Linked DNA regions of Mus musculus: region 1 is linked to region 2. The links are chromatin loops, found by intact Hi-C in ENCODE. Cell type or tissue: gastrocnemius. All regions are shown on one strand. Links, peaks and the distances in the headings refer to the core of each region. The heading gives the core; the rest is flanking DNA.

What was found. Peaks named below come from ENCODE experiments on the same cell type or tissue, not always from the same donor. Only the 100,000 strongest peaks of a DNase experiment are listed, where the experiment ranks them.
Region 1: it touches region 2 in a loop (4-fold over the local background); 15 of 42 quality-filtered maps call a loop at or near these places.

What each region holds. Positions count from the first base shown.
Region 1 is chr2:164,179,142-164,195,707 of GRCm38, forward strand. Wfdc12 (WAP four-disulfide core domain 12) reads right to left here and starts at 11,417. Exons shown (of 3, transcript NM_138684.2): 1 at 11,297-11,417; 2 at 10,995-11,145; 3 at 10,090-10,542. The coding sequence starts at 11,378. The coding sequence ends at 10,518. It overlaps A730032A03Rik (a long non-coding RNA gene), which reads left to right. Exons shown (of 4, transcript XR_003954086.1): 2 at 7,117-7,183; 3 at 11,021-11,171; 4 at 15,795-16,566. It overlaps Wfdc5 (WAP four-disulfide core domain 5), which reads right to left and starts at 3,601. Exons shown (of 4, transcript NM_145369.3): 1 at 3,428-3,601. The coding sequence starts at 3,512. In gastrocnemius, for the core only: a CTCF peak has its summit at 9,787 (motif pointing left); no DNase peak of the experiment used is centred there.
Region 2 is chr2:164,127,232-164,143,797 of GRCm38, forward strand. The region is part of intron 10 of Stk4 (serine/threonine kinase 4); the gene reads left to right. Among named protein-coding and RNA genes, the nearest start is that of Kcns1, 36 kb to the right of the region's middle. In gastrocnemius, for the core only: a CTCF peak has its summit at 7,507 (motif pointing right); no DNase peak of the experiment used is centred there.

The sequences.
Region 1 (16,566 bases), core at 8,295-10,794, 54 kb after region 2:
GCAAAACTAAACAAACAAACAGAAAAGAGGGAAGGTTCTGATGAATTCAAGGTTAATGAGAAGCTGTCTCAGCAAGGTGGTTGGAAATGACATCCTAGATGGTTGTCCTCTGGGCTCTATGCCTCCACATCTGTATGCGCCCATGTGCTCCTGTAGACACATACCTAGATGTACACACACACACACACACACACACACACACACACACACCACATGTACAAGCACACAAATTTTCCACCTCAGACAAGATTGTGGCAGTTTGCCTCTGCCCATAGGTACCTCCCTGGCCTCGTTCTCTATCGCTCCTGAGCTGCTTCAAGCCAAGGAAGCAAGGCTTTCCCTGGCACCCGTTTCCACTCTGGCCACTTGGTCAGTGTATTGATTTCAGTTGAAATGTCCCTTCTTCTTAAGGCCCTGCTTCTCTGAGCCCGTGGCACTGGGTCAGCAATGGGGTGAGTGCCTAGAGCTGTCTGTTTGCTCTCCCTGTGCTGGAGGCTGAGCTTCATTACCTGCTTGCCCTGTTCATCATGAGCACAGCACGGTGCACGGCGCTAAGGGCATAATGGCTGTTGGAAAGAGAAGTATTTGTAGGGAGGCCTCGTGTTGCGTATGTGCTCTCCTCTTGCTACGGGTGACACTTCTATGCTGCTGTGCTCACCTCTGTTGGAAGAGGCATAGCTTAAACTCAAGAATCAACTCTGTCTCTGAACCTTTCTCTGGAACAGCTCTGGAAGGCTCTGACCTGGAGTTGGCCTAACCAGTCTTCTCATTGAGGCTTCATGCACAAGTTGGAAGTCTTCTAATGAGGCAGAGATTAAGGCCTGTAAAGGACAGTGACCAGCCTAGCCCACACGGGCCTGGGCTGGGCTAGGATTCTCTGGCTCTCTTTAATCTTCATGTTCTGCGTTGACTGCTTTCAACTATAGGGATGGGGCTGGTCCTAGGACTTCAGCTCAATCTAGCAACACAGAGACTTCAGTTGGATCCAGGACTCTGAATGTAATCCCCTGGGGCCCTATTCCAGAAGTTCTCGCTGACCTACCCACCACCAGCTCCCCCAGCCCAGTGAAAGCTCCTACTTCCTTGCTTAGAGTCCAGACAGCTCCATTTGCCTCATGCCAACCTTCTTCCCACTCTGTCCCTGCCTGGGCACTGGTTGTGCACATAGTAGGTGGTCCTTTGCTCCTGCATTGTCAGCTTTAGTTCCTAAACTGGTGGTTGAAGTCGAACTGCTGCCCCCTGCTGGAAAGTAAGCTGCTTAGCTGTTTGGGGAGGAAGACGGGTTCTGTTGGGGGGGGGGGGGGAGGGGAGAGAGTGATTGGAGACTATCTACCTACAGACCAGGATTTAATACCAAGCTCACATCCCATTACAGAGGTGCTCAGGCCTTGGAGAGTGGGCCGAATGGAGCTGTCTGAATTCTAATCAAGGAAGTTGAGTCTTGTGTGTGGGTGGGTGTGTGGGTGTGTGGGGTGGGGTGGGGGGAGTGCATGTGTGGGGAGTGCAGCATAGATTGCAACACAGAGGAAGGGGAATTGCTGCAGGAGGACCCCAGGGTTGGGCTTCAAGGATCAGACTGATAGGGAGCGAACAGAAAGTTGGCATTCTAAGTGAGACAAACTGTCGGTGCCACAATGTGGAGACACAAAGTCTGGACTGGACAGAGAGGTGTGCAGGGCTCTGAGTGCACACTACCATGGTCACTCTCCTAACCTTCCCTCCACACCCAGGTTTCCTACTTGTGACACATTCTCTGTGACACACACACACACACACACACACCCCACAGCTGATATGTAGACTCCATACCTGTGTGGCAGCCATCCATGGGCACGGTTAAGCTGGTGAAGTCAGGGGCATGGCACACCGCACCCTGAATACATACACAGATCTCTAAGTGGAATTACTCAACTGCCAACACCCTGGCATTTGAATGAGGAGCATAGGATCGTATAAACAAAAGTGGCTGAGCCTCCACTGGGACGAGCTAATGCTCTCCTTCCCTCAGCCCCACTGCCTTCTGCCAGTGTCTGAAGTTCTACCGAGAGCCAGGCAGATGCCTCACGGGAGAGAAACCAGGAAAGGATGGAATGACATGAACGGGTATTGGTTAGGATGTCACACCTGGCCAGGTAGAGCAGGCTCGGGCTCTGGTGGAGCCAGGTCTCACCCTGGGTGTGGTGTCAGGACTGTTCTCCTAGGACCCCTCAGTTGCTCCCCCGAATCTCCACATATGCTACACTTACAGCCATGTCTGACATTTATCCTTCAAGGCCCCATTTACTCATGAGAGGAAAGTGTGGACCCCGTTTCACGGGAGTGAGTTGCTGAAGGGAACCTTTCTGACTCACAAGTACTACCGTCAGTTACCACGTTTGATACTGTCTTGGTCTTCGGCACTGGAAGTTGGTTAAGCAGTATGCCTTGGTTTGCTTACCAGTAAAATGGGGGTAAAAACAGTGCTGGCTCACGACACCGTAGTGAAGACTTGTGGGTGATGGCTGAGTGGGTTACAGTCCACAAAAGGTCTGACCTTGGAACCTACTAGCATCCTTTCTTCCTCCACGTGGGAGGAAGCCTTCTCCTCTGTGCCTCCGAGGAAGGCATAATCCAGGCTAAAGGGAATGGGTGCCACGTAAATCCCGCTACCTCCATCTACCTGTACCGCACAGGCTGCCCCAGTCTTGGAGGACGGGTTCTGTCCCCATTTGTATACTTGTCCCCTAAAGCAGGGCTAACTCTCCAAAAGTGAATGTAGGTCAAAGCCCAGCAGCCTCAGAGGAGGATGGAGGGATGGCCTCGCCTTCGCAGGGAGGCATCTGTGGAAGAACCCTTATGCCTCCCTCACTGTCAACAAACCAACCCGAGCTTCATCAGGGATGGGAATGGACTGAAGCTGGAGAAAGGAACAAGAGAGACAAAGGCAGAGATTCCTCCCATCAGACCCCAGATCCCAGCAGCCACACTCTTTACTTAGCCCCCAAGTCCCTTCTACAATCCCCATTGGTGGAATCACATGATGTTTTCCCCATACGGGGAGGCACGGTGACACATGCATCCTGTCTGTAAGCTTGGGCACAATAACCATGTGTCTATAGAGGTCTGCTCAGACAGAAACGAAGGCACCTATGTACACAGAAACAGCTGAGTGTCCTTAAAAACATTCGGGTGTGAATGTAGGCACAGGCAAGTTGACAGGTAAAGACCCAAGCACGAACAAGCCTGATGCAAAATGCAGGTTCCTGGGAGCACTGAGACAGACAGACAGACGGATGGACGGACGGACGGACGGACGGATAGTAAGACACACACACATACACACACACACAACACACACCCCACTTATCACTGGCTCTCCCACAGCCCCCCACTCTCCACAGAAAGGCAGAAGCCACCTGCTCAGAGCACAGGGATTCATGACACTCACCTCCCTTCTTTCTACACAAGGCAACAGGCAAGTGAGTCTCCAAAGCCAGGAGGACTACCAGGAGGAGGGAGCTCTGGACTCTCATGTTTCTTTCGTGGCACCCAATAAGCTCAGAGCTCAGAGGCCCCCAGATTAACATTTACAGTCTCAGAGATGCCAGAGCAGTTGAGTCAGCAGAAGAGGACTAGAGGGTGACCAGGGTGGCTTGTGCTTCCCGGATCTGGGTCCCTCCCACCCTCCTACCCTCCCACCCCTGCCTGATGTCCTTAGGGCAAGGGGTGCTTGTGAAAGAGCTGGTAGCAAAGGTTCCTTGTGTTAGGGACATGGATCTAGTTCTGCCTGTATTGCTGACTTGGCCTCTGAGTGTTGGGTAAGTCTTGCCCGTCTCTGGGGCTCAGTCTTCTCATCTATATTGTGGGGAGAGGAAGAGAGGGGTCATAATGAAAGCCACACAGAGAGACTTTTTCCTTTAAGGCACGTGGCCGGCTCTGCCTGGGAATGTGAACCTCGGCCTTCTCCACCCTCTGCCTGACTACAGCCATCTGGAACATCTGGTAGAACCAGGCCGGTTTGTTGTGCTCAGAGAATGAAGATGTGCTAGGATATGACACTGACTTCTTGTTTTGTGAATACGCTTACTAAGAATGAAACTCTTCTATTGATTCCCTTTGGCCACTAATCCTGTTAATCCCGACTACCCACCCAACCCCTGTACTGGGGATTAAACCCAGGGCCTCTCAAGTGCTAGGCAAGTGTTCTACCACTGAGTTGCATTCCTGATCTCTTTAACTTTTTAAGTTTTGAAACCAGCCACACCTTGCTGAGTTCCCTAGGCTGATTAGTGTACTTGCTGCTCGGTAGCTCAGTCCGTCCCCTGAGTTGGGATGTTCCTGCCTCAGTTTTCCCGAGAAGCTAACCATGCATCATTAGGCCCAGCCTAGCTCCTTGCCCTTACTGCTTGGTAGCAAGTGAGCGCTTCGTGCCAGGGGAAGCCCTCGTCTCCCCTGCCTTCTTTAGACCATTAAGCCAGACTCTGAACTCCAGGATCGTATTTCCTAAGACTCAAAGTCCTTTTTGCTTCTGTACTTTCTGTGTTCGGCTTGATTGACGGCCTGCAGGATGGTGTTTGAGTGAGGTATTTGCTTTCCCAACTCTCTAAGGTCTTGAAGCTCTCACAGTGTCTTGGAGGAGGGGCGGGAATCAGCACGATTGGCAAGGAATGGTGCCAAAAAATGGGGACTGCAAAGTGCCAGGGTTGGGGTTTCTTTCTGGAGAAGTTGGCTCAGGTTGGCATGGTGAATGAAGCCAGGCTTAGCCTTTCATCTTGGGACCCTGTGGATAGAAGAGCGACAAAGATTCGTGAGGAGGGCACTTTCAAAGGTACCTAGTGGCACTGCCCTTTGTCTGGGCTGGCTTGGCTATACAACATGGCTCCGGGTTGGCTAAATTCTCTGGCTAGAATCAATGCAGGAGTTACTGAGACCCCCTTCCTCGGCCTCTTTTACCCAGCCACCCACCTGTAGGGTTGTGTCTGCCTCTGCTGCAGGGCACAGCCGCTTGGGGAGGGAGAACTCAGGGAGTTTGACCCACATGTTTATCCTACACCACCTCCAGGGCGGGTGCTTGGCTGTAGGGAAGCGCTGAGGTACTGCTCCTGGGGTAGGAAAGCACCCACCCTCAGTTTTACATCTGTGGTGTTTGCTCCACGAATCGTGGAAGAGGGTAGCTGAGGCTTAGCATCCCATGGGGGACCCAAATGGAAACTTCAGAGCACAGGGCTCCATCAGTACTGGGACAATCAAGGCCCTGCCCCAAGCTCTCCCAAAAGATGAGCAACCTGTTAGCCAGAGATGGGAGTGGACTGCTCCATCATCACACACCTAGTTCCTCGGTATTAAAAGCAGGAGGACATCATGTGATCCTGAGAAAGGATCAGAGCTTGCCTCACTTGCCCCTCCCAGTCTGCGGCAGCCCAGCAGGAAGGGCGTGGCTTCAAGCTGAATCTTTTATACAGTTTGCTAAGCCCCTGGGAAAAGGGGCCGTTGTGTAGGGGCTGTTGATATTTTGGGATTTTGGCACATTCTTGGTAGCTTTATTTTGGTGGGGAGTTTTTAATGGGCTACGTTTCCCCCACAGATTGTACACATCCATCGATAACATGCTAGTCCACTGAAGACTATTTTGTGGACAATTCTCCTGTGCTGTGAAGTGTTTTGTAAACACCACGCCTTCTGAGGCTAAGTCCACGTGATCCGCTCTTTCCTGTAAGAAGTCTGATCTTTCATTTTTGTGAAGAAAGACATGACAATAATCCCACTATGTAGTTTCGAAGTCACATCTCAGACACTTTTTCAAATTTTGTTTAAATGGAAATACTAAGTCAAAGAACATAATAATAAATTTCTTCAGGCTGCAGATATGCCTGGTCAATATTCATTTCAGAAGTCAAAAGGAATATGGGAGCCTCCAACTGTCAGGCATAGACATCTGTCCATCCTGTCTGCTCAGGACATCTGTCCTTGGTCGATCCTAAGCCTCCTGCCCCAGCTTTTTAATTCTGGTTGGCGGCCACAGTGTATTTCTCCTGACACAGGTGAAAGTGCTGGACCCAAGTGAAACCCATAAGATTCAGTTGTTCTTGCCCTCCACCCACCCACCCCTCCCTCTGAGTCCTAGGCAGAGAAAGCCCTGCTCACACAGCACACTCCAGAGATCTATTGCTGCCACTCATGGCCAGATCTTTCCTGGACACACCCAACACAGGATATTAAAAAAAAAAAAAAACCCAACTAAATAAAACTCCCACTAGTGGAAAGTTTCTCATCTTAATTGGCTTTCCTTGGAATATTGGTGGGGATAAATACTTCTCATATGTTTCCACAGGCTATTTTACCCCCTTTGTGAATAGCTTGCTTTCATATTTTATTAAGTTTTGCTGGATGGCTTCTTATTTTTATTTTTGAGCTAGACTGGTGTGTGTGTGTGTGTGTGCGTGTGTGTGTGCACGTGCGTGTGTGTGTGTGCGTGTGTGTGTGCACGTGCGTGTGTGTGTGTGCGTGTGTGTGTGCACGTGCGTGTGTGTGTATGTGTGCGTGTGCACATGCGTGTGTGTGTGCGTGTGCACGTGCGTGTGTGTGTGCGTGCGCACATGCGTGTGTGTGTGTGTGCACATGCGTATGTGTGTGTATGCGTGTGTGTGTGTGTGCATGTGCGTGTGCACGTGCGTGTGTGTGTGTGTGTGTGTGTGTGAGAGTGGTAGAGGTAAGGGAGCAGCTGCTGGATCTGTGCTGGGACAACAAACCTGGTTTTGAATTTTAGTGTTACCGAGCTCTACTTGAACTTTGATAACCCCAGCTGTTCTTCTGTAAGAGAGACCGAGATAATATGTATCTTATAAGCCAGTTTTGAGAACAGAATTCATTTGATAAGTGATGATGATTATTCTAATTCTCTATTTCAAGTGACTCTTTCTTTTTGGGGAGGAGGACTTGTACCAAAGATTTAAATTTTAGGATAATCAAATCACCGTTTCCACTTATATCTGCTTCCTTTATTTGAATATCATTCAGTTGTACGAATGAAAAGATTTCACTATGAGACTTCCATAGATGCATATAATGTATGTACTTTGATACTGTGTTGACCTTTCTCTCTTTATAAAAAGGTTTCTTTATCTTTATTTTATGCAGATGCATGTTTCGCTGGTGTGAATGTATGTACTTCACGTGACCTCAATGCCTGAGGAGTCAGAAGAAGGTACAGGATTCCCTGGACCTGGAGTTACAGGAGGTTGTGATATACTCCACAGGGGCTGGAAATTGACTTGAACCTGGGTTTTCTGCCTGGACAAGTACTCTAAATGGCTGAGCCATTTCTCAATTTTTTTTAGCTCACAGTTTACAGTCCATCGTGGGACAGTCAAGGCATGCGGATGGAAAAGTCAAGACAGATGCGTTACATAACATTTGCAGTCAGGAACAGAGGGAAACACATACATACTTGCTTCCTTGTGCTCAGCTTTATTGCTCCGCCCTTACACAGTTCGGGACTCATAGTACTGCCCATAGTGGGCTGGGTCTTCCCATATCAATAATGTAAATAAGATAACCCACCATAGACGTGTCCACCTGTCAGCCTTACATAGATAATCAGTCCATCACTGAGACGTTGCAGGTGATTCTAGGTTGTGTCAGGTTGACAAGTGAAGTTTACTATTACATCATCCATGCTGTTGCTGGGAATTTTTTGTTCTTTTTTCATTATTTCTCCTCCTCTTCCTCCTCCTCTTCTTCCTCATTATCCTCTCCTTCATTTTCCTCTTCCTTCTGCCCTTCTTCCTCTTTCTCCTCTCTCTCCTCTTTCTCCTCCCCTTCCTCCTCCTCCTCCTTATTTGTGATCCAGTGCTTCTGTTGTAAGAGTTACAGCTACATTATGTTTAAGCGACTTCTGGTATCCATGAATTTTACTAATTTACATTGTTACCTCTTACATCACAGTCTTTCACTGCCCCATATGAACTCGATTATTTTGTTAAGTTGGGAAAAAAACCCAACTCATTGTTTGCTATAACATTTTTTATCACCATTCCAAAAACATACAGGAGAACAGTAACCCTTTTTATGAAACTCTGTGCATTCCAAACTCAACAGGAACATCTTACATTTCTTCTTGTGTACATCCAAACTATTATTTTTTTGAAATTTAAAATTTCAAGTCAACCCAACACATCATAGATATTTCAGTATGGGTCTCTAAGATATGATCATTTAGGTTGAGTGTGGTGATGCACTCCTACATTCCCAGCACCCAGGGTGTGCAGCTAGCAGGATCCAAGTTCCAGGTTAGCCTGGACTACATCGCAAAACCCTCTATCAACTCTGAAAGAAAGGGGAGAACTGAATTTGTCATTGTCACACCTAATCATCTGCCTCTGTGTTTGCTTTTTGTTGTTGTTGTTGTTTTTGAGACAGGGTTTCTCTGTGTTGCCCCGGCTGTCCTGGAACTCACTCTGTAGACCAGGCTGGCCTCGAACTCAGAAATCCGCCTGTCTCTGCCTCCTGAGTGCTGGGGTTAAAGGTGTGCACCACCATGCCCGGCTGTGTTTGCTTTCTATTTTCCTTATTGTTCTAAAAATGACTTTGTGGGGCTGGAGTGATGGTTCAGCAGTTAAGAGCTCATACTGCCCTTGCAGAGGACTCTAGTTTGCCATCCTCCATGCTGGGTGGTTTATAACCTCTTTAACTCCAGACCAAGAAGATCTGATACCCTCTTCTATCCTTTCTGGGTATCTGCACTTACAGGCACACACCTCTACACAGACACATAGACATGCACATGATTAAAGATACATTTTTTAAATGAGTTCAAGCAGTTTTCAGAACCAAGTCCATACACTGACACTCCCTGCATGGTTGCAACATCCTTAGATTCCTTTATTCCAGAATAAACATTTTAGCTCATTTCTGCCTGCCTCCCATTCTCCCCTTCTGTAATTTCTGCTTGAGCAAACAGATGAATGTCTACTTAGTGTGGCTAGAAGCCCTTCCTTGTGGTATCTTTCAGCTTCCTGCATCACTTGAGGAGGAGTCTATACCTGGCTTACCCATTTTTTTTTTATTTTTATTTTTTTTTATTTTTTTGAGACAGGGTTTCTCTGTATAGCTCTGGCTATCCTGGAATTCACTCTGTAGACCAGGCTGGCATCAAACTCAGAAATCCACCTGCCTCTGCCTCCCTCCCAGTTTACCCATTTTTAATGTTGTTCAGACAAACTGCAGTATTTCAGCCAGAACACCTCAATCCTCTCATCGTAAAGCCATGTTTCTCCACACAAGGACACGTTGTATAGCATGGGATGATGAAATGACACCCTGTAAACAGCAGGAAGCTGTGGATGGCCGGTGCCTGTGGCGACAGCTTAATTGAGATTGCAAATTCTAGAGGGTTTAGATTGTAGTTATATATGAACGATGTTGATCAGGATGGACATCCTTGCCTTGTGAACACTTGGTGTTTGCAGAAAAGCAGGCATATATATGCATTGTATTCTATATGCAATATGTAAGAAATTACACACACACACACACATGCGTGCACACACACGCACATATTTTATATATTCTCTAGTACTTTAATACACAAACAAAATGTATTTAGATCATCTCTCTCATTTCTCCCTCCAAGTCCCCCTGATTCCTCTCCACACTTCCCTCTCAATCCCAATTCCTCTCTCTCTTAAAAATAACCCACTGAATCTAATTAGTGTGCCCATACACCCGTGGGTGTGCAGTACCATCCACTGGGGCACTGGCACCCCACCACGGGCCACACCACTGAGGAACGATGACTCTGCCCCCTCTAGTGGCCGTCAACAGACATGGCTCCTCTACTAAGGGTGACTAGACTGATCTGTGCAGGTCTTGTGCTGGCTACAACAGTTGCTGTGAATTTATGAGTACAGCGGCCCTGTCATGCACAGAAGACATTATCTGTGCCAATCTTCCAGGCTTTTCCTAGATGTTCTCTGAGCTTGGTGGTGGTGGTGGTTGCTGTGTGATACAGGTGTCTCACTTAGGGATAAATAATTCACAACTCCAGAGTCACTTTGTTTTACCTTTGGCCAGCTGTAAAGGCATATCTTTTTTTAAAAAAATCGTATTATGGACAATTTTATCCTATTTATTCAGATTTGTAAAAAATGTCATATAATAAAGTTTAATAGTTTTTCCAAAAAAATGTATATTTCCAGAATTATTCATGCATGTATATGTACATACATATACATACACACACAAACACACAAACAAACATACACACACACACACACACATACACACACACATAATATTGAACAAGGATTTTTTTTTAAACTATTAAGTTGTATTAGTCTATTTGGACCACTGTAACAAATTACCATAGACTGAATGGCCTATAAACAACATTTATTTCTCAGAGTTCTGGAGGTTGGGGAGTCCAAGATCAAGGTGCCCAGAGATCCAGTATCTGGAAAGGCCTGGTTTCTGGTCTTTGTATCTTCTTGCTGTGTCCTTCCACGGTGGAAGCAGTCCTCTGAGGCCATTTTTATGAGATATCACACCTTACTCTGAGGGATCTGTCTACAAAAGAGGAGGAGAACCCGCTGAAGAGGGATGCTCACACTGGGGACAGGCTGGATGGATAGGCTGTTCCTTCTTTTGCACACAAGGACTCGGAGACCAGGTTGCCCACGGGCTGCCCGTTTCTCCCATACTTTAAGCCTGTGGACCCCCGGGGCAGGTGCTAGGTGACAGCAAGTTTAGAGGAGGAAAGGACAGAGTGGGACTTGTGTGAGCAGTCCTGGGAGGAGGGAAAGCCCAGGGGCTTTCACCTGATTCTGCTTGGTTGACATCCCTGTCACGCCTTCCCCTTTGTACAAAGGAGACGGTCAAGGCCTCTGGTCTCTGAGATCCCATAAGCTCACCCCAGTCTCTCTGCCCCTTGACTCCAAGAATCGCTCGCTCTTCCATGCTTCCAGGAGACAGAGACTGGGGAGGTGGGAGGGCCGCGCACAGCACTGGGAGCTACTTACTCTTCACTGTTGTCTTTCACCGGCAGCACGCATTTGAAGCCACATTGCCAGAAGCAGCATATCTCCTGATCTCCACAGTCATTGTCACTGTAACACTGGGGATCATCTTGCCTGATGCAGCGGACGTAGTCGGGCGGGCAAACTCTTTTCTCTTTATTTGGTGGAAGAAGGCACAAGGTGAGTGGTGGGGGTAAGGGGTGGGGTGGTATCGGCAGGGGGGGTGTGTGGGTGGGCACTCCATCCCTTCCTATAATCTGGGAGTTCCCATCCCAGCTCTAGGCAGCTCGCCTGTACCCACTTACCCTCGCCTTTGACTCCACCTCCCGTTACCAGAGTAGAGGAAATAAGGAGCGTCATGAGGACCAAGATACTGTTTGGCCACATGTTGCTGTGAGGCTGAGACTGAGGCTGGTGCTGGTGCTGGTGCCGAGGCTGGTGCTGGTGCTGGTGCCGAGGCTGGTGCTGGTGCTGGTGCTGAGGCTGAGGCTGAGGCTGGCTTTCTACTGTTTCTGCTGGGCGTGGCAATGGGCAGGGCTGAAGGTTTGCTGATGACAGGGGAAGCCTGTGCTTTCCAAGCCCTGTCAGAAATGGCCACCATTTTGAGGGAGGGACTTGGGGTCCTTCCAAGATTTCCTAACTGTGAGATCCTCTGTTTGCACAAGAAGTCTCTGCACAAAGGGCACCCTAGGACACACAGCCTGGCGGCACGTGGCAGGACCCATTTTCTTCAAATCTGATGTTCACTATTGAGCCCTCTTTCGGGGTGGCCCGCCCTAGACAGAGGTCTTACTTCTTCCTGTCATATCTGAACTGGTCCTCAGCTTTTTCCTCACCCCAAGGAGGGCTCTGTCACTATGTGCTCCAAACCACGCCACCCCGTTACTTTAATGTTTTTAAAGCCTATTTTTAATGATGGTTCTTAAACACTTTAACTTCCTTTCTAGCCCACTGCCCACCAGAAGTAGTGGAAAAGAAAGGATACGGGGGAAGTGGACCTGTTTAGAAAGGGTTCTTGGGAGCAACTCCTATCTGCACCGTCAGGAAATCAGCAGTTCAGTGCACAGGAGTCAGCAGCGGCTCGATCCACTCCCAAACACTTCATGGCTACACCAGCCATCCAGTTCGGTAGAATCAGGATAGCTAACACGAATCAGCAGCAGTGTGACTACCTAGCAGAGACAGGCAGGCTTCGGCCTCGGCACAAGTCAGCAGGAGGGACGAGGAGGAACGCCAGGAGAAGTTCCAATCAGCCAAGCAAAGGTTAGCAAAGATCAGCAAAGATGCAAGACCACCAAGCATTTAGCTATGTAAGCAAGCCAAACTCCCTCCCATTGCTGGTCGAGCCTACTTTATACTTCCTCCACACATGTCTCCCCGCAGCACATGAGTCTGTCTAAGCTGGCATCAAGCTGCCAATTATCCAGAATCTGCAGAAGTGAAAGAAGCTGAAACAAGCCACAGCACACCACCAAAAGTTTTTTGGTGCATTTCTCTCTATGGAAGTCCCAGCAAATGCAGGTCAACTACACAATGTAAGACGGACCAATACCCGTGTTTCATTAGGGAAGAATCCATCACATATCCTTTCACGTGCTTGCTTTAGCAGACCATCCTTTCACTGGTGTCTGCTTCAGCGAAATGTTTCTACATGAGTCTGCCTCCGCTTTTTACCTGTGGCCACTTCAGGAAAACACTTCATGTGTTTGCCCCAGCAAAACACCATCTAACATAACTGACTCTCCAAAGAGCCCTTAAGTTTCCACTTCATCACCCCTACACACCACAGGTGGAAGCAGACCTTGGCCCTGTCACTAGTTGTGTGACCGAAGGCTCTTCCTTCCTAAAACTCACTTTCCTTATTCATAAAATGGATCTGCTGGTTCTATTTCATTCATAGGAGTTATGTTTTATTTCCTGAAGTGCCTCTCCCAACCCACTCAGCTCTTACATCTTGGACTCCGGGTTGCCTCCCTTCAGAGATAGGAATCCCTTATGGACTCTGAGATTGGGGACCTTTCGGGAGGGGAGCCTACAGGCAGAGTGATGCTTATGCGTATGGTGCAAGATAGCTCTACAGATGGAAAAAAGTCCTGCACAAGCCCAGACACTGGGGAGAATAAATTAATAAAATGTTAATGAAAAGAAGAGATGAGAAAAGAGAGTGCTTTTGAGGAAGTCCTTTCCTCTTTCAGCAGTTCCCCAAGGTCAGCCATGGACCTTTTTGCTTAAGCTGGTGTTTTCCTTGAGTTTGCTACCTGGAGTTTTGAGTGAGGTTTGTATTTGAGAATGGGGTGTGCCTACTTCCTGGAGTATAAAAGAGACTGATTTGAAATCAAGTAGAGAGAGGGAGGATCCTTCCATCAGGCTTCCTATTGGGCCATGAATCTTGGCTCCCTAGTCTGTCTGTCCCAGAGATGAACTTGGAGACTTGCTGAGCAAACATGTGAATGCTGGCAGATGCTGACTGCTCCCCACCTCCTTACTCTTACTAATTATGGTGGCTTGAATATGCTTGACCCAGGAAGTGGCACTGTCAGGAGATGTGACCTTGTTGGAGGAAGTATGTCACTGTAGGGGTGAGCTTTGAGAACCTTCTCCTAGCCACCTGGAAGACAAGTCTCTCCTGGCTGCAGATGGATAATATGCAGAACTCTTGGCTCCTCCAGCACCATGTCTGTCTGCATGCCACCATGCTTCCTGCCATGATGATAATGGATGGAACCTCTGAAAGTATAAGCCAGTCCCAATCAAGTTGTCCTTTACAGGAGTTGCCTTGGTCATGGTGTCCTTTCACAGCAGTGGAAACCCTAACTAAGGCACCAACTTTCAAAATATGCAGAAAATATTAAAAACCAGGTCAGTGATACTCATACACACTCATATACCTATATTGGAATGAACAGTTAATAATGGTTTGGGGTATCTAGATCAATGGTTTTTGAGACATTTAAAACCGAACTACAGAAGGTATTTCCTCCAGGCTTAACAGTATATGATATGCAAATCTAATAATGAAAATCCCCAACAGACAAAATGGTGATCATAGCTTAGGAAACTGATGATAAATGCTACATGGGACCAATACTATATATTTGCTTTTCTGTTCCAAAGTATATTTGTACCTAACTTTTGATGCAATTTCTTCAAGACAAACAAACAAACACCAGCCCAACTTTACTATAGAGTAAGCTCTACAGGTGAAAACATGCAAACGATGTTTTTAACCCTCTGAAAACTGCAGCTTTAAGCCTATATTTTATAAAGGTACTTTTTTTGAAGTTGTTTTTGTTTTCTTGAGACAGGGTTTCTCTACAGAGCCCTGGCCATCCCAGGAACTTACTATGTAGACCAGGCTGGCCTTGAACTCAGAGATGCCCCTGCTTCTGCCTCTCAAATGCTGAAATTAAGCAACTCATAATAACTTAATAGAGTATCGCAGAACATCACAGATTAGAACCAACAGGTCACTGCTGTTCTAAGAGGTTGCTCTCGCCTCAAACTTTCTGTTAACCCTTCTTATGTTTTACCTCCTTATGTTTATGTCCGTGGTGGACTTGGATGTTGTCAAGCCCTGTGTCCTCTGAGATATGGGTGGATGGTCACAAGGTGGAGTGAAGGCTCTCTTGGGACTAAATGTTGCATCAGAGGTCATTTTCTTCTTTAGGTAACTTTGGTCTTGGTTTAAAAGAACAATCTGCTTTTGTTACTCTGACCATTCTCCCATTTATGTGGAAGTGAGATGACTCTAAACGATACTGGAGAGCTGGGCACGTAGGTGCAGGCCTGTCATCCCTGCACTCAGGGGGTGGAGGCAGGAAACTCAGTGGTTGGAGACTAGCCCGGACTACATAGTGAGACCTCTCTCACCTAACATGTAAGAGAAGCAGCAATGTGCCTTGAACCCCCAATCAAAAGGAGCATATTCTGTGTGTGCATGGCCCTCCCAACCCAGCCTAGCATATTCTCTGGGCACGAAACACATTTTTGTAGCTACAGCTAAATAACACTTTAGTTTTGTGTGTAGCATTCTGGAAAAAGCAAAGTGACCAAGACAGAGATGGTGTTTATGTGACCAGTGACACTCAGGGGATGAGAGTGGGATATAATGGAAAACAAAAACCAAAAAAACCCAAAAAGGTGGTGGAGACAGAGATAGAAAAGTACTGTATCCCAATTGTGGTTCTCAGGACAGCTCTTATTTGTTAAAATTTATACTGCCAGACCTAAAATAAATGCATTTTACTGAATATACATGTTAGTCAAAGTTCTCCAGAGGTACAAACAAAACCAGCAGATTTTGGGGTGGGGTTTTAAGGAGGTGGCTCATGTGACTGTCTGTGTGTGCGTGGGGGTGCTGAGTGCAGGGGTTGTGAGGTCAGGATGGCAGGTGAACAATTCAGCTAAGATCTGATATCGGATGTCGCACTGTTGGTAGAAGTGTGCAGGGTGACGGGCTGGAAACCTAGACAGGAATTATGTCTTGAGAATTCTTTGTTCTTCCATCTTCCTCTTAACATTCTTAATTGTTTGGATGAGGGCTACTCACCCTGTAGCTGGGGGGGGGGGATGTCTCCTTTTTGGGTCTTTACAGTTTCTGACCCCACTCAGGCCCTGGACTCTCGTGCACAAAGGCTTGTGTACTTGTGGTGGTGGTGAGTGAGTGTGTGTGTGTGTGTGAAGGAGCAGAGACAAAGTGTTAGCGGGGGAAGAACGGGACATCAGCCTCCAGACGACACTTTGGGCCAGCTCCTCCAGCCCACTGCTGGTACCTCAGAGTTAACTGAACTCTCTCTCACACAGCCCCCCCCCCCCGAGCTTGCTGGAACTTTCTGCAAGGCTTTCAAGTGTTCTGAGAGCCTGAAATGACTATGAGGAAGAAGAAGACGATCAGAAGGTGTTGAAGAGAGCCTGGGAGACATTGAGGAGTTGAGACTGAAGGTTTCCAGGCCGTGTTAGGAACATGGGTTGCAATGGGCTGAGCCTACTGCAGCTATCCAGGTCAGTCTTCAGCAGAGAGACTGACTAGTTTCAAAATGACAGAACCAACCCCTCCCTCTAGTCTCTATAAAAAAATCCAAGGGTGTGACGTTATTTACTGTAATTACTTCAACTCAGGCATGTGAAGGAATTGTGCATATATTTGGGATAAGGTTGAATTTTATGTCATTTTAGTCAAAGAGAGGATAATTCTTGAAAATTATATCTACTGCCAACTCCTAGGGATGGCATCACCAGCTCGGGTATAGGCTTGCTGTGTGCCAAGTGTACTGGTAAGAAGGAGTTTGTTCCAGGAAGGCTACCCAGTTTGCTGAAGCAAGCAGAGAGCCTTGCACAAGATGATATAACTCATCCCTGCTTAACAGTAATTATTTATTGGCTCACAGTGTCATTGTGTTAGTGACTACAGCAGCCATAATTCAACAACAAAAATAGTCCTGTTCTGTTGTACTTCATGTGGCTGTCCAATAAAAAATGCACGTTTATTGCTATGGAGTTTAAAATGCCCACGTCTTATCAGAGAGGAGAAAGAACTGAGCTTTGGATAGCATCTTTTCCCCAGAGAAGAGTAAAG
Region 2 (16,566 bases), core at 5,992-8,491:
GCGTGGTCTCGTTTATTGACTGATAGTAAGATTAGCACTCATACCTCCAATCCTTGATTTGTGCCCCCAGTCCAAGTGTCAGCACAGTGAAGGCAGGCAGGTGAGGTCTTAGGACTAGAGAGATGGTTTGACCTTACAGAGATGCTGAGAGACAACGCCATGGGCTAGAACTGAGGAACTGCAGCTGGGGCTATCGAGCCTTCAGCATTTTGGCAGAGACATCTCATAGTACATATGTGTTCTTCCTCTGGGGGTTGACAGTTGCCTAAGTGCCATTTAACTCAAAGATACAAGATGGTGATATCTGACCACTTCTCCATTTATCATATGAAGGTCCTCAAACAGCAAACATTCCATCAATGATGGAGATATTCCCAGCTGTAATTGATGTAGGAAAGACAGAATTTATGTTAGACTTTCCCCTTTATTTGCTATTTTTCCAAAATAACTATTTGGTCCCCTGCCATTCTACAAACATGACTAATGATTTTTTTAAAGTTTTTTTTTCTTCTATTTCTTTAAAAATTAATTTTTGGTTAGTATACAAAGAAATGCAATCTACTGTGATATTTTCTTTTTTTTTAAAAAAAATTGTGTTTATATGTGTATGCAGCACTTGTGCAGTCAGAGGACAAATGAAGGGAGTAGTCTCTCATTTACCATGTGTGTTCTGGGATGGGAACTCAGGTCTCCAGGCATGGCAGCCAGCCCCTTTGCCCACTGAGCAGTCCTGCAGGTCCTAGTGTGAGATTGTCACACATGCACCCTTCTCCTTGGTTCTGTCCCCCCTTTGTTGTGCTCCCTTCTTCCCTTCCACTCTGGCTGCTCCCCCTCCCCCTCCCCACCAAGTAGTCCTCTTTTTGCCTTCCCCTCTTTCATCCCATCAGGTCCTCTAGGTTACACTCTTGCTCTAAAGTCCTTCCTGCATCTCCGTATCTGTCCTTCTGAGGCCGACTCATTGGCCCGACAGTCAGTCTGTCCCCACAAATGCCTAGCTTCATTCCTCCATGTTTTGTATCTATGCTTGTGTTGGTTCTGGTTCTGGATGCCTGGCTGGCTCTTATCTGGGCTGGCATGGATGGTGCAGCAGTAAGTGCTGATGTACAAGGCGTGATATACGCCTCCTAGGTATATACCCAGAAGTGGACGCAGGGTGGATCATGTGATAGTTCTGGCTTTAGTTTTTAGGGGTGTTTGCTTGTTTGTTTGCTTGTTTGCTTCTGCATTTTTGAGGCAGGGTTTCACTCTAACCCAGGCTAGCCTTAGACTCATGGCAATCCTCTTGCTTCAGCCTGCCAGGTTGTGGTATCACAGGTTAGGGCCAGCAAACACTGATTTTAGTTTTCAGAGGAGCCTTTCAGCTGGTTTACATGGTGGCTGCACCAGTTGGCATCCGTCCCATCCCCCACGGAGGTGGATGAAGATCTTTCTCTGTCCACACCCCCCCCACCCCCCCAGCATTAAGGTGCTACTGGTTGATTTGATTTCTTTCTCTAAAAAAAACCCCTATGTGGTGGGTGTGCCTGGATGTGCCTGGGTGAGTTTATGTGCACCACCTGTGCGCAGGGCTGGAGGAGGCCAGTAGAGAGCCTTGGGTCCCCTGGGACTGCAGTGCGGATAGTCAACCTGCTATCGTATTTTTTCCTTTGAGAACTGTGTGTTCCGTTAACTTGCCCATTTTATTAGAGGATTTATAATCTCGAGCTTTAACTCTTAGAATTGCTTGTAAATCCTAGATAGCAGTCCTCTCTCTGTTGACTATTTAGTTGGCCAAGGCCTTATCCCACTGAAGAGTCTCAACACTCTGCTGGCTTCCTTTGTTGTGCACAAACTTTTTGTCAATCTGGGATGGTTTCCTGAACTCTTAAAGTCTTTCTCAGAAAGTCCCTGGGGTTTTACCAATGAAGACTCAGGACCAGAAGCTGGGGTGAAAGCCTGCGAGCTCAGAGAGGCAGAGAAAGCACCTGGCTGACCTTCCTCCCCAGCCGATGTCCCCGAACAAGTGCCCCTCCCCATCTCAGAACACCTCCTCCAAACCCAGTGTCCCTTCCTTCTGCTTCCGCTGCGTCTCTCTGTCCACCCTCCCCTGCCCCCAAACACCCTACTACTCTGTGGCTTTTTTTTTAATTAGATATTTTTTTAAATTTACATTTAAAATGTTATCCCCTTTCCTGGTTTCCCCTCTGAAAACCCTTTTCCCTTCCCCTTCCCCCTGCTCACCAACCCACCTACTCCCGTTTCCTGGTCCTGGCATTCCCTACACTGGAGCATCGAGCCTTCACAGGACCAAGGCCTCTCCTCCCATTGATGCCCGACTAGGCCATCCTCTGCTCCATATGCAGCTGAAGCTGGCTTTTTTCCTTAATCCTGGGCTCACTTCCTGTCAGCTGGTTGCCTGCTCTGCCTCTTGGTTACTCTTATTTAATCATGTTTACAGTATTCAAGCAGAAAGGTGTGATCAAATAACCTGAAACATGCCTACATCTTGAAGTATTTTGCTTGTTCCATTCCAGACTTTACATTAAAGTCTGAATGAATCTGGTTTCATTCTCTTTGCCTTCCTTCCTTCCTGCCTTCCTTTTGTTTTTTGTATGGATGTGATCTATACCTGTGTACTTTCCCATGTATGTGCATGTGTGCATGGGGTATGCCTGCACACAGTTCTCAAAAGAAAAAAAAAACCAAAACCCCCAAAAAACAAACAAACAAAAAAACCCCACCAATGAACCAGAAATACTTTGCCATATTAGGAAGCAAGGAAGCTCTTGAGAGCTACTTCACATAAACCATATCTCAATAAACCAGTTTTAAAAAGAACTGAGTCACAGTGTTGAAATATTTGCATTTTTACTTGAAATGTGTAAAATGTTCTGAAACTCCTGAATTCATGACGATTAATAACAAGATCATAGCCTAGGACAAAAATGTGGCTTAGTGACAAACTGAGTTGTGCATATGGCCGATGTGAAGGTAGTTCCCAACATGAGCTGTAGGACCAGCTACACCAGCCATTTCTTATCCCTAGGCTCAGTGGGGGAAGGCACAGACACTTGAGACCCTGGAGTCTCTTCTGGAGACGTGTGTGGACTCCCAAGCCTTTGGAGTTGCCTGTGAGAGTCACTGTTCTGTGGGCAGGAAGAATGATGGTCTTAGAGGAAAAACTAGCAAATTAGAGTTATTCAGACAGACTTGAGTTATCAGCAGACATTTTCTAAAAATTTATTCTCACCAAGAATCAAAAGATCTTACTTAAAATTTGGACTTTAAATCTTTAAAGAGATTTTAAATCTTTATAAAGTTATTTTTAATTCACTTTTTAAATTATTGTTTTCCATGTGTGAGTATTTTGCCTCCATGTCTGTCTGTGTACAGTGTCAGTGCCTGATGTCAGTGGAGGCCAGAGGAGGTGTTGAATTCCCTTGGATTTGGAGTTACAGAAATGGCTGTGAGCTGCTCTGTGGGTGTTGGCCTTCAAACCTGGGCCTCTAGAAGAGCAGCCAGTAGTCTTAATCAGTGAGCCAACTCTCCAGCCCTTCACTTTTTAAAAAAAAAAGATGGGGTAATAACATATATCTGTAATTTGAGCACTCAGGAGACTAAGGAAATTCAGAGTTTAAGGCCATTCTGGACTGCACAGCGAGTTTGAGGACAGCCTGGGTCACATAGTGTTATCGGGAAAACATAACGGCCTATCTACATCAAAACACTGATGTGGACCATGGAACAGAATGGGCAGTCTAGAAATGAAGAGCTGCACAGCCTCAGCCACCCGATCCTTAACAAAAGCGAAAGGGACAGCCTCTTAGGAAAACTGAAAGACCATAAAGAACGAGAGGGTGTGCTGGAGAGAGGGCTCCACTGTGAGCGCTTGCGGCACGAGCATGACGTGACGACCTGGGGTTCAGATCCCAGCATCCCATGCAGGTCTGGTGGGGTAGCATGCACCTCTAACCCCAGAGCTCAGGAAGCAGGGGTGTGGATCTCTGGGGCTTCCCACTCAACTAGTCTTAACAGGTAAGCTGCAGGCTCCAGGAGAGACCCTGTCTCAAAAGTGAAAGCGGATATTGAATAAAAGCACCCATCTCTGGGAAAGGCTGACTCTCCCCCTGGTAGCCACCAGTGGCCTGGGGTTTCTTGTCTAGGGTGAGATCCCATGAATATTTTCCACTTCCACATTAATATGTCTGTTGATACTGCCATTGTTTCGGGGAAAGATTAAAACATCTAATGTTCCAACAACTTAAAGAGGAGAACAGGAGAGGACAGGATCCAGTGCCAGCCTCTGTCCTCCCTGTGTAACCTGGGGACACACAGTGCCAGCCTCTGTCCTCCCTGTGTAACCTGGGGACACACAGTCCCAGCCTCTGTCCTCCCTGTGTAACCTGGGGACACACAGTGCCAGCCTCTGTCCTCCCTGTGTAACCTGGGGACACAGTGTTAACCTCTGTCCTCCCTGTGTAACCTGGGGACACACAGTGTTGACCTCTGTCCTCCCTGTGTAACTTGGGGACACAGTGTTAACCTCTGTCCTCCCTGTGTAACCTGGGGACACACATTGTTGACCTCTGTCCTCCCTGTATAACCTGGGGACACAGTGTTAACCTCTGTCCTCCATGTGTGTAACTTGGGGACAGACATTGTTAACCTCTGTCCTCCATGTGTGTAACCGGGGGACAGACAGTATCACCCTCTGTCCTCCCTGTGTGTAACCTGGGGATAGACAGGTTTTGAAGAAACTCTTGGTTCTTAGTAGGAATGGCCTTTAGAGACCAGCCTTGACAAGTGCTTCTGAAGCCAGCTCATTTTTCCCCCTGGCCTTTTCAGTGAATGAAACAAAGGTATATGCTCATTACACCTCCTTACACTAAGCACAGACTGGATACTTGGTGCTGCACTTAGCCACTCTAACTGTAACTCCTCTCCCCTGGTAGTGCCAGCATTTGCCTTCTCTTCCACACTAACGCTTAGCGCTGCCCGCCTTCCTCCTCTCTGATCTCCACAGGGCTGGTCCTCGGTGAGCAGGTGGATCTTTGTTTTAACACTGCTTTCTGTTTTTAGGTTTTACTCTTTTAACTTTTCTCTGTGATTGCATAGACTGTGTAGTTCCAAGGGGAAGTCCATAAAACAAGGTTACTCAGTTCATGAATATACCCTTCTACCTCGTTCTTCTCCCTTTTTTGTTATGTTCACAGATGAGGGCTGAGGAAACACCACATTCCCCCTGACCCCCACTTGTCTGTCTGTCTGTCTCTCTCTCTCACTTTGGGGTAGCAGTAATGGATGGCACACTTTTCTCTGCCTTTGTTTGCATTATGTGATTAATCTATAGCAATCTGTATAAAGAACTGTGAGCCAGCGCTTCCTTATGTGTGGTGTCTTGTTGGGAGGATGTACTGCAGTCACGACAGCCTCTCTGTGGCCACATGCTCAGCTTGCTGGCAGTGGCTTTTAAGGTAATTCATAGCCTAATCATAAATTAGGAATTACATACATGCATATACATATTACAAATTTTGCCTTTGTTTTTAATGTGTTTCTGTTTTGAGTGGCACTATATATTAGTTGCCTATTTAGGTTTCTCTTTTTCCAGAAAGGAGAAGAATTTCTTAGAGGAATCCCTTCTGCTAACCTGTTGCTGTTGTATAATAAATTATTTAACTCATAAAACTAATTTAAACATAATTAAAACCATGTGCCACAGCAGAATGAGCAGTCATGTCTCCTGGCCAGACATGGTTAGCTTGCCCCAGACATCAGTCAGTATGTTGCCATGTTGGTGCTAACAAGAGAAGAAGCTCCTGGAGGCCTGGAATTCCTGTGTCATCAGAGCCTGACAGTTTGAATCTTGTAGCAGACAGAGACAGATCTGGGTCAGTTACCTTACTACTGTAATGTGAAGTCAAAAAAGAAAAAGAAAAACAACTAAATTCAGTGTTGTTGTTGTTGTTTTTTTATTCAAGAAGTTTCCAAAGGCTGAAATATATTTTAAGTGTAAATTAGCTAGTTATTGATGTAGAAATCATTTTTAATTTTTATCTGGATTTAATTACTTATTGCTGGACTTGTAACCATGAGTTTGCATTGTGGTCTTGTTCACGTCGATGCAGGCGCTTGTATTTTTCCTTCAGTGTGTGGGAAATACCTTATTCCAACTTTGCAGCTTTGCTCCCCATTTCTTCTCTCGTGTGGGCTCTTGACTCTTCAGTTGCCTCAGAGGTCCATCCCTGTTCCCGGGGCATGAGCTGTTGAGAAAACTAAAGGAGAGATTTAGGACAGCTTTCTCACTACTATCCAAGGCTAAGAGCCTATTAGAACTCTGCAAGTAGGGATGGAGGCAGGAGGATGGAGCACAAGGGTGGCCTAGACCCACACATGGAGGAGTCGGCCCTTCTTCTCTGCCTTACTTACTTGCTTGTATCCTCAGGGCCTCTCAAGAGAAGGGGGTCAGGTTGTGTGAAGCTTGTTTTCATATCTAAGCTGTCCCCTGCATGTCAGCCTCCCTGTCCAGTGACCATTGTGCTTAAAACTGAACCGTCTCTGGCAGGCAGCGGTGTACTCCACTGGCTACTCTGGGATGAAGACGCATCTATGGTCCTTGCTTCCCTTCACTGCACCTTTTGATCACTGAGATCTCAAGCTGGCAGAGTGGAACAAGCAGTGTTGAGATGATGCAAAGAGGAATGAGTTCCCGGATGGTCCCTATTTCATTACATCCAAGAGAAGGCACAAGCAGTGGTGTTGGTGGGTCAAGGCATTCAAGTCTGTGGGGTTTTGACTGAAAAAATGTTAGATTAACATTTACTAGGACAGCGGGACTACACAGAGAAACCCTGTCCCCCCAAAAGAAAACACAACAAAAAGATTGTACTGTATAAAATTGCACTGGGCGCTCTGCATGGAAGAGGATTATGTCTACACACAGCAGTGTAGTTCCAGGAGAACGAGCTAGTCAAGGTCACTAGAGTTGGGCTTTTAGATCAGGTTCTGACTTGACTGTGTGATGATACACTTAGCCTGGAAAATGGAAAGGATACTGTCTAGATAGAGCCTGTGGGAGAGCCTGTGCTGCGCTGAGTAAACAAGGCAGTGCATCTGACTTGCCTGCAGGGTAACAGACACTTTGTAAATGCTAGCTCCCTCTGCTTCCCTCTACTTTCTCCTCTTTTCTTGAAACATCACCCACAGAGTAAGCCTCAGTTCCTTAAATCTTTTCTGCAGTGATTGGCTGTTGAATTCCCTTATGAAAGTAGGGATGCCTTTCCTAAAGGACGCTTGTCCCCGCTTGCTGATTTATAAAACAAAGGGATTAAACCCCTGCCAGATGGAAATACAGTGGGTATCACTGTTGGATTGTCCAGCCCATCCCCCTCTCCCTGTTCCGCCCTCCCCTTCTTCTCTCACATACGTAGTCCATGTACTTTCCCACTTTCCCCTCATTTCATGAACTGTCGATGTTTAGGGATGTTTCTCACATCCCAGAGTTCTAAACACTTCCTGTGGCAGCACGCTTTGGCCAGCAGATGCCACCCTTTTGCTTCTTGTGCCGTCTGCTCTGTGCAGCCTTGAAGCAGAGGCTGCCAGCTGTGGATACTACATGACAGAATTAGTTTACCAGTCTTGAAGTTTGACATTTCCTGAAAATGCATCCTTATCATACAGACCGCACTGCTTGAGAAGAGAGATGAGTGACCTTTCAGATGCCTGAGAGCCTTGGCTTGCTTGCCCTCAGTTGGGTGGCTCTCTTCTTTGAACTTGATCATACCACCTGCCCTGTTTGTTTGTTTTTGTTTTTTGTTTTTTTCCTTTCTGGTTGGAGAAAAAAAATCAGCGGAAATGTAAATTGAATTTGTGAACCAAATTTAAGATCCATGGTAACATAATGTTGGCGTAGAATTTTAAGGTTGCTTATGTTTGAGTTTTATATTATTCTATTTCTGTTTCACATTTCATTTTTGTAAAAAGTATTATTAGCTCTTTGAATGATGAGGGATAATTCAGGGACAACAGAAGGCCAAAGCATTGGTAAGCCAGATGTGGGGTATGCCTGGTGATTGTAATGTTACCACCATTCCATACAAAGTCTAATGCACGGAGGATAGTCATAGTCTTTTATTTAATGGTGCTTGTTTTTGTGAGAGAATAGATGAGGTTTTGGGGTATGTGTGTGTATGTGTGTGTGTATGTGTGTGTGTGTGTGTATGTGTGTTTTTAATAGTTTGAGAAATAGAAGCCCAGAGATCTTTATGTAAACCAGCCAGTTTTCTCACTTCCCACCAGAGTTGGGTCCCAGGTCATTTCCTGGTCCTCTGAACTCTTGGGTGCTTCCTTTTACTGAGACAGCCACAGCTGTGAGCACATGTCAGATACTTAAGTTTGTTTTACAAGCCAGGAAAAAGAATCATTTTTAATATGTAACGAGTACTGATGTCAGGGTGGGGTGGGGTGGGGGACAGCAGAGGGACATTTATCCTTGGCTCAGTGTGCTCTCAAGCTTATTCAGAGAAGGTTGACAGACTTCATTTTATTGTTCATCTAGGTCAATAATTCCCAGGGTAAAGCAGTCTTGTGACTCTATATTACTTACCTAGTTGCCATGGGCTTTACAGTAAGTGTGTTGTCAGGAAATGTCATGCTAACTAAAAAAGACATTTTTTTATGGCATCCTTTTGGCTTTGACCAAATGTAATCTCTGTCAAAACAAAGATGGCTATTGTAGAAGAGTCTTAATGTCTACAGCCAAGAGTTGGACTGCTTTTCTGCTGCTATCTCTGTCACTGTGCAACTATTAGTCTGCTTTAGGAATTTGCTCCTGAATTTTTCTTTCATGCTCTTATCTCCTGGTAATGTGGCCTTTTCTGCTGGTTTCCCCTCCACTCTTGCCCCACAGCAGTAGTAGATACTGAATATTTCTAACCGTCTGTGTATGTGTTATTTTCTTGTCCTATTTCCTGCTTTGTTTGCAAGAATACTTGCCTCTTTATGACTATGTTGAAGGGGCTGCAGAAGTGGCTCAGGGGTTAAGACTTGCAGAAGATACAGGTTCAATTTCCAGCAACCTCATGATGGCTCACAAACATCTATAATTTCAGTTCCATGGGCATTGATAGCCTCTTCTGGCAGGCAAATGTGGTATGCAGACAAGATATCCATACACGTAAAATAGACATAAAAAAAAAAAGAGAGAGAGAGACAAGGTTGTAGAGTTTGGGGTGGAAGTAGCACTCAAGTGCATACTGTGCACAGGCCCCATAAACACTCTGTCCATCCATCTCTCACACTGTCTTCCCAGGGTAGATCTTATCCCTGCTCACTGGGCAGCACGGCTTGGAAACACTAGGTGGTGTGTGTGACCCGTACAGAGCATGTGATTAATAAGTGATGAGTGTAGGCTTTCAGCTTTGATGTGGAGCCTGTTATTGTCCTCAGATAAAATACTTTTCTGCCTGGGAAGTGTGTCCTGCCCCTGAACCTTTGTTTAATTCAGGTGCTGTGCATTTCTTTCTCTAATGTGCTTTGGCAAAAAGCCACAGCACATGAGTGTTCAGATTGTGGTTTTTAATACTGTCATTTTAGCCCATTTATACATTCTTTGCAGAACTGCATATTTTTTGAGATTTTCACTCTGTGATAGCTTTCCTCCTGTGTTTATGGGACTGCGTTAATTAGAGTATAAATATGACAAGTGCGGAACAGGGTTTTTTTTCCCCCCTCATTTTTGGTAAAACCTTAGCAGAGCACAGTGATTGGAGCTGCAGTGCTGGGATGTATATTAAACATTTAGAAAGTATTATTAATATGTGGGTTTGTCTTCACAGTTCAGGCTTACGTGTAAGGAGAGCAGTGGGCTAGGAGGCAGGGGCAGGCCTGGCAGACCTTCCTAGCTGTGGGGTTCTGGAGGGGCTCTCGGGCTCCCACTCTCTGCTCGTCTTTAAAATGGAGCTGCTGTGTACAGAAGAACTGGATGTGGCGTGTGAGAGAGATGCTTAGGGTTCACAGGTTCTTAACAGCAGCGTCGGGACAACTGAGCAAAAGCAGGTAGATGTCTGTGCTCACTCTCTGAGGTCTGCAACTGCGGCCAGCCGCTTACTGTGGAGTGAATCTCCTGGCTGTGTTTGCCTCGGGGTTAGTGAGAATGTTAAACTTAAAAATGCCTTTCAAGTACTTCGCAGAGTGTTCATTTAGTAAATGTGATGTACATGTTTAGTACCTAAGGTAGGGAAAATAAATGAACCAATAAAAAGGTGGAAAGAGGTGAGCTGCCCCGAAACAGAGGCAGAAGGAGGCTCTGCTATGCCTCGCCAGTTTTGCTGGGAGCCCTTGTGGGAGTTCAGACTCACTCTGAAGCACTTTCAAGAAAGCCGAATTCTGCCACTCATGTTCCGAGGGCTAGGTGTCAGTCAGCCTGGTTGACACACTGGCTCCCTGCTGCTCTTCCTCCGGGACGCTATGAGAGCCGGTGGGGCAGGGCCGCAGAATGGCCCTGTTTGTTGTGTCTCGGCTCTTGTACAACCTGGGATGCTGAGGTGGCTGGTTACTGAGAAAGAGCAGACTCGTGTTCTCTTTACAGACTCACCACACTCCCAACTGCTCTTTATTTAGAAAAATTGTGGCAGAAACTATTCTAGGATTTTATGGCCTTCACACATGGCTGTGTGTAGTTTGAGTTTAAAATATCTTATGAGGAGCGGTGTTTAAAATGAGTGCAGTTGGGACATTTGTTACCCCTCCCAAGTGCTCTTCCCAGATGCACCAGGGAACAAAGGCTGTTCTCACGCATTGTGGAGAAAGGCTCCGTTCCAGACTCAGTGGAGGTTTTCCACTTTTGGAAGAGCTGCTGAGGCTCTAATCACAAACTGCAGCCGTTCTAGGATTAATTTAAGATAGTTCCTGGGATGAATTAACGTCTTGCAGTAAAAATACCATACACAACCTGTCACATTATCTGTGGCATCCTTTCCTGAGCCAGCCCAGTTAATGAGAAAACCAGGTGCCCAGGGTTTATTGCTGAAGGAATGTTTAATAAGGGAGCCATGCACGGTGTTTGGGTTCGTGGTGTTTGGTCAGTGTGTGAGTTGTATGTGGAGGTGTGTAGAAGCTCTGTGAGACACAGACATTACCTTTTTCTAATCTTACTGCCTCTCCTCCTGGCTCACTGGGGTGTTCCTGTGGAAAGATGAAAACCAAACAGACAGTCTGGTCTACTCTGCATTCCCTGACTTGTAGCTTTCTGGTGCAGTCCTCGGGGTCTTGGTACCATGTCAATAAGCTCCTGTGGGAGAATACATAGGTGAGCATCATCCCAGAGTAAGGCTCCTCCAAGGCTAGAACAGAGCAGGCAGCCTTGGCCCAGGGCTATCGATGATACCTCCATACCCAGGGGCATGGGACTTAGGAGGAAGAGCTAGTTGGGCCACTGCACATTGGATATGTGTAGCTTGCATTACTAAAATGAGCTCTGTTACACCACAAACATACCTCCTGTGTGTCTCTTAAAAGTGTGTGTCAGAGTTATTCCTATAAAACTGATACCCCTGTCCAGCTTGTGCTAGATGCTAAAAACATTTGTGTTCGTGACTCATGATTCAATAAAGCCCCAAGTTAGGAGTGTGTTGGTTGGCTTCTACATTTTTTTTAATATATTTTTTTTATTACGTATTTTCCTCAATTACATTTCCAATGCTATCCCAAAAGTCCCCCCTCCCCCCCCAGGCTTCTACATTTTGAATATTATTTTTTATTAATTCTTCTCATACGGTACATCCGGCCACAGCTTCCTCCCCATCTCTGTCCTTCCCCGGATCCCCTGGGAAGATCCAGGAAAAGGCCATGGGATGCGGTGGTTGTCACTCAAGACTCTGAGTCCTGGTGAGCCTTGCATAGGTGATTCTGGGGGCTGTGTTTTCCTGGTGTCCTTGACCCTCTGAGTCCTATAGTTCTTCCTCCCCTTTCTGTGGGCTTCACTGAATTAGCTCTCCAGCCCTCTTTGCAGGGTTGCTTTTTTTTTTTAAGATTGGTTTTTTGGGTTTTTGTTGTTGTTGTTGTTGTTTTGCTTTTTGTTTTTCGTTTTTTCGAGACGGTTTCTCTGTATAGCCCTGGCTGTCCTGGAACTCACTTTGTAGACCAGGCTGGCTTCGAACTCAGAAATCCTCCTGTCTCTGCCTCCCTAGTGATAGAATTAAAGTTGTGCACCCCACACCCGGCTCCTCTTTGCAGTTTTAAAAGCTTTATTTACATATAGTATCTAACTATTCAGACATTTTAAATTTCTGTATTTTGATTTATTAACTTCAGTTTGTAGAATGCCATCTCATTTACAAAAATATTTTATATCCTAAGACTATAAAAATATTAATCTCTGCTTTGTTTTATTTTTTTTCTTCCAATATGTAATCCATTTGCAATTTGTCTTGGTGTAAATTGTAAGGTAGCCACCCAGATTCAAATCTTTCTTAGCTTCTTTTGCTGACAGCTAAGGATTTTCAGAATGAGTGGTTAATTTAGAGGTATCTGCATCTAAATGTGGCTTGTTTCTACAGAGAGAAAGTTTCTACTTGAGACTTGGAGTTTCAGTATTCCTGTCTTAAAAAGCCTCCAAAAGAACTGTGAAACACATATTGATTTTGGCCTTGACTTCAGTGCATCTCAAACGGGCTGATTCTACAGAACTTGATTCAAAGCATTTCTTCTATGTCTTGATGCCTTTCTGCCAAGCAAAATTGATCATTTCTGACCAGAAGGCTCTGAGCTGAAGGAAAGTGAGGAGGCTCTCGGCTGCTGCAGGCACACTTTGGCTGTGCGTGTGGGGCTTTTAATTTTTCTCTTAAGCTCTCCTAGTCACTGTGCTGCTTGTCCCGTTGTCAGGGACCATTTGGAGGGCACATTTGGTACAGTTGCCTAGTCCTGGAGCTCGTAACCGGGTCTGTAGATGTCTGTTTCCTTGGCACTCTGATGAGTAGATACCCGGGGTCTTCCCTGTCAGTTGATTCTTGTCTTTTCTTGTATCGCGACATCTGCTGTGGTTGAGTCTGTGGTGCTGATGTGCTTTCACCAGCAATGCCTGGTCTGGTTTGTTGTTCGGTAAGAAGTATGTTTAGTTCCAGTCTGACAACTTCCCTGAGTGTCTAGGACAGTAGTTCTCAACCTGTGAGTCACGCCCTCTGTAGGGGAAGGGAGTGTCACACATCCGATATCCTGCATACCAGATATTTACATTACAATGTTGTAACAGTAGCAAAATTATAGTTAGGCAGCAGCAACCAAATAATGTTATGGTTGGGGTCACCGCAGCATGAGGAGCTGTGGTAAAGGGCCACAGCATTGGGAAGGTTGAGGACCACTGCTCTAGACTTTTGCAGATTTGCCCCTTGTACCCAGACTCCTGAGTTATAGCACCATTCAAAATCAGTTTTACCAGTAAAGGAACTGTGTTGTACCAGTGAGGTCAAAGGGTCAGTACATGCAGTAGAGAGAGCCATGGGAGTCTCTCTGTCAGCCTTTGCATCCATTTCACCACCAGATTTCCTTATCTGCTGAACAGACTAGAAAGACGGCTGAGTGGATGGGAACTCTTCTGACCCAGGGTTGATCGCCAGCACTCACATCAGGCAGCTCACAACTACCCTCCACACCCACACCCACCCTCACCCCCACACCAACCCCCACCCCATATTACACTTTTCTGAAGGAGTTGGTGAGTACAACGTGATGAAATGTGTATAAAATATATAGGTGCCCCTGCCTATATTAAGCATTTAATAAATGTTATTTTCTTTCTTGGTTTCCGGTGTTGCTTTGGTCTTCTTGGGGATTATACAGCCTCTACTCCAGCTGTAGAAAGAATGCTTTATGCGCATTTCAGAAAGTTTAGAGATTCTAGAAAAACTTAAAGATGTCTTGCTATTTATCACTCTCAAGCAACAATTTCTTTATTTTGATGTGCTTCCGTCCAGTTTTCTATGCTTATATGTAAGTTTCAGTCTTACACAGCTGAAATCTTTCTGCCTATAGTTTTAATTTTGTCATCTAACATAGCCTGTTTCATTGTATATTTAAAAATCTTTGCAGAACCATCTTTAGTAAATTACTGGTTTTAGTTATGTACGTGGATGTGTGAGCGTGAGTACAGGTACCAGCGGAGGCCAGTGATGTTGATTGGGTCTCCCTGGAACTGGAGTTCCTGACACATGGGGGCCACCTGCTGTGGGTGCTTGGAGCTGAGCTCAGCTCCTCTGGAAGAACAGTACTGCTGAGCCTCTGCCAGCCCCGTAGTCAGGCCTTTTTAAAAATATTTTTTGAGATAAAGTTTAGCAGTATAGCCTAGGCTATACTTCAAAATTCATGGTCTTCCTGCCTCAACTTCCCTTTTATTGTTGTTGTTATAGGTAGCTACCACCATTCCTGGCTTAAAATACTTGCTTATGGTCATATAATAGCCATTGCAGTGTATAATTTAGTTGACCTAATCAGTCAGTGTATTTGGCCTTTTGGGTTAGTTGAGATTATTCCAATTTATCAAGCCAGGAATCCTTGACTACCAGAGAGCTGCCTCGGGTTGAGTCTTTGTACTTTCATTTGTAGGACACCTCCTCCCTCAGCTAAGTATGTGAAGTAGCCAGGGTATCCTTCCCGCCAGCTCTCTGGTCGTCTGGTGTTTATTTAGGTTTCAATCTTTTTGGAGAGGTTTCTTCTCCTTACACTCCTGGGCTAGAAGAAAGGTGAAGGAGACTGAGTTGTATTTAGGTCTCTGGCCTGGTGGTGCCAAGTGAATGCCCAGGAGCTGGCCTGGGTAAATGCCACATGCCACTGTGTCCTCACTAGGAGGTGGGAAGACTCTTCTAAATGTGTCCTCACAGGACACACTGTTTTGTTTCAACTTCTTGTCTGTTTTCTGTAGAGCCAGTTTTAAAGTACGCTGAGACTGGGCTCACTTGTACCGTGGAATCTAGTGAGATCTTGTGCTCCTTACTTTCAGAAACGTGGCCAGAAATAGCAATCCGAAAGACACGCGTCAGGCTCGCCAGGGAAAGCTGCTGTGCAGATACACTGAGAATCTGCACGGCCAGTGAATGGCGTCTTTGTCTCAGAACCCACAGCCGCCTGCTTCTGCTGTGATTGCAGTATCAGATCTGAGCTCAGCTTATAGCAGTTACTGAGGTGGCATTGAAAACAAAACTTAAATGCTGTGGTTTGTGTCCCCAAGGGTCACTTGAAACACACAACAAAAATAAAACAAAACATACACTAAACAGAAAGCACAAAACAACATTGCTCCAGCTTGAGGCTGTTTTCATTTGCTCTGCTGGGGTCTGAGACTGCCTGATCCAAGACTGCCTGGCTCCTTTCATTCTCTGATGTTAAAGGATAGTTTTAATCTCAAACACTTAGTCAGCTAGATATCTGAGTCCAGACTAGCTCCGAAATAGATCCTAAGAACTGCAGACAAGTCTGCAGGGTGGGTCCTACAAGGCCCTCTGAAGGCCACTTTGCTGTCTCCCTGTGGCAACCAAGGCTGGCAGCTCACGCATACTCTTATAGTCCAACCGAGGCTGGAAGCTCACGCGTACTCCTATATTCCAATGCTGCTCAGAACAAGCCTGTTGTTGGTTCTCCTGAGGTGGTGAGAGTTAAGTCCGTCCCAAGAGACTCTGGGTTCTGATTTCATTGAAACTGCAGACTTAACCAGAAGCAGATCTGGTTTTAGTCTTCGCTGATGCTTGCTGATTGTAACCTTGAAAACGAGGATTAATTATGTGACTCCTGACACCTCAGATTCCCTATCTATAGTCACATTACACGTTAGCTGTAAGTGATGATCGAATGAAAGGAACATGTGTGCAGAAGTGTGCTACATGCCAGCCATGTTGACAGCCGATGGATGTTAAGGTGGCTCCTGTTATACTGTACAGCAGCTGGCTGCCCAGCTATGATCCTAGCACTTTGGGAGACTGAAGAAGGGGAGGGGTCCTGAAAGTTGGAGGCTGGCCTTGGCTACCTAGTAAGACCTCGTCTTAAAAGAATTACCATATAGCTAGATCCTTGAATCTTGCCTCCTCATCAAGTAATGCTGGTTCCTACTTGCAGTTTAGATGCTTTCTCTTTTGTGTGCCTTGGTCTTGTATGTATGTAGGTCTGCTCTGGTCATTTTGCTTGATTTGCTGAGAATCACAGCATTAGCACCGTGGCAAGAGCTGGGGCCCATGGTGGCTCTTGACTTCTTTCATGGTCAATCCTTAGTCATATTGCCAGTACTGGCAGTTAGGGGTTAACGTTTCCAGCGTGCAGAGAAAACACCTTGCTGTGTGATGCCCTGTCTGTCTGTCTGTCCTGGCCGTGTCAGTAACTCTCGTTTGAGGACATTATAAAGTCTAGCTCATCAGCTCTGTCAGTGTTCTCAGACTTCCAGTCCGTATTCTTGTTTCATTCTGGGTGAATTGGGTTTTGCCCCTGTGAAATGTTGGTTTTGTCTTAAGTCTTTAATGCATTGGCATTAGTTCTGGGCTTTCAGCTCCATGGTAGAACCTTCACCGAGCCTGTACAAGGCTCTCCACTCAGGCCTGGCAACTGCAG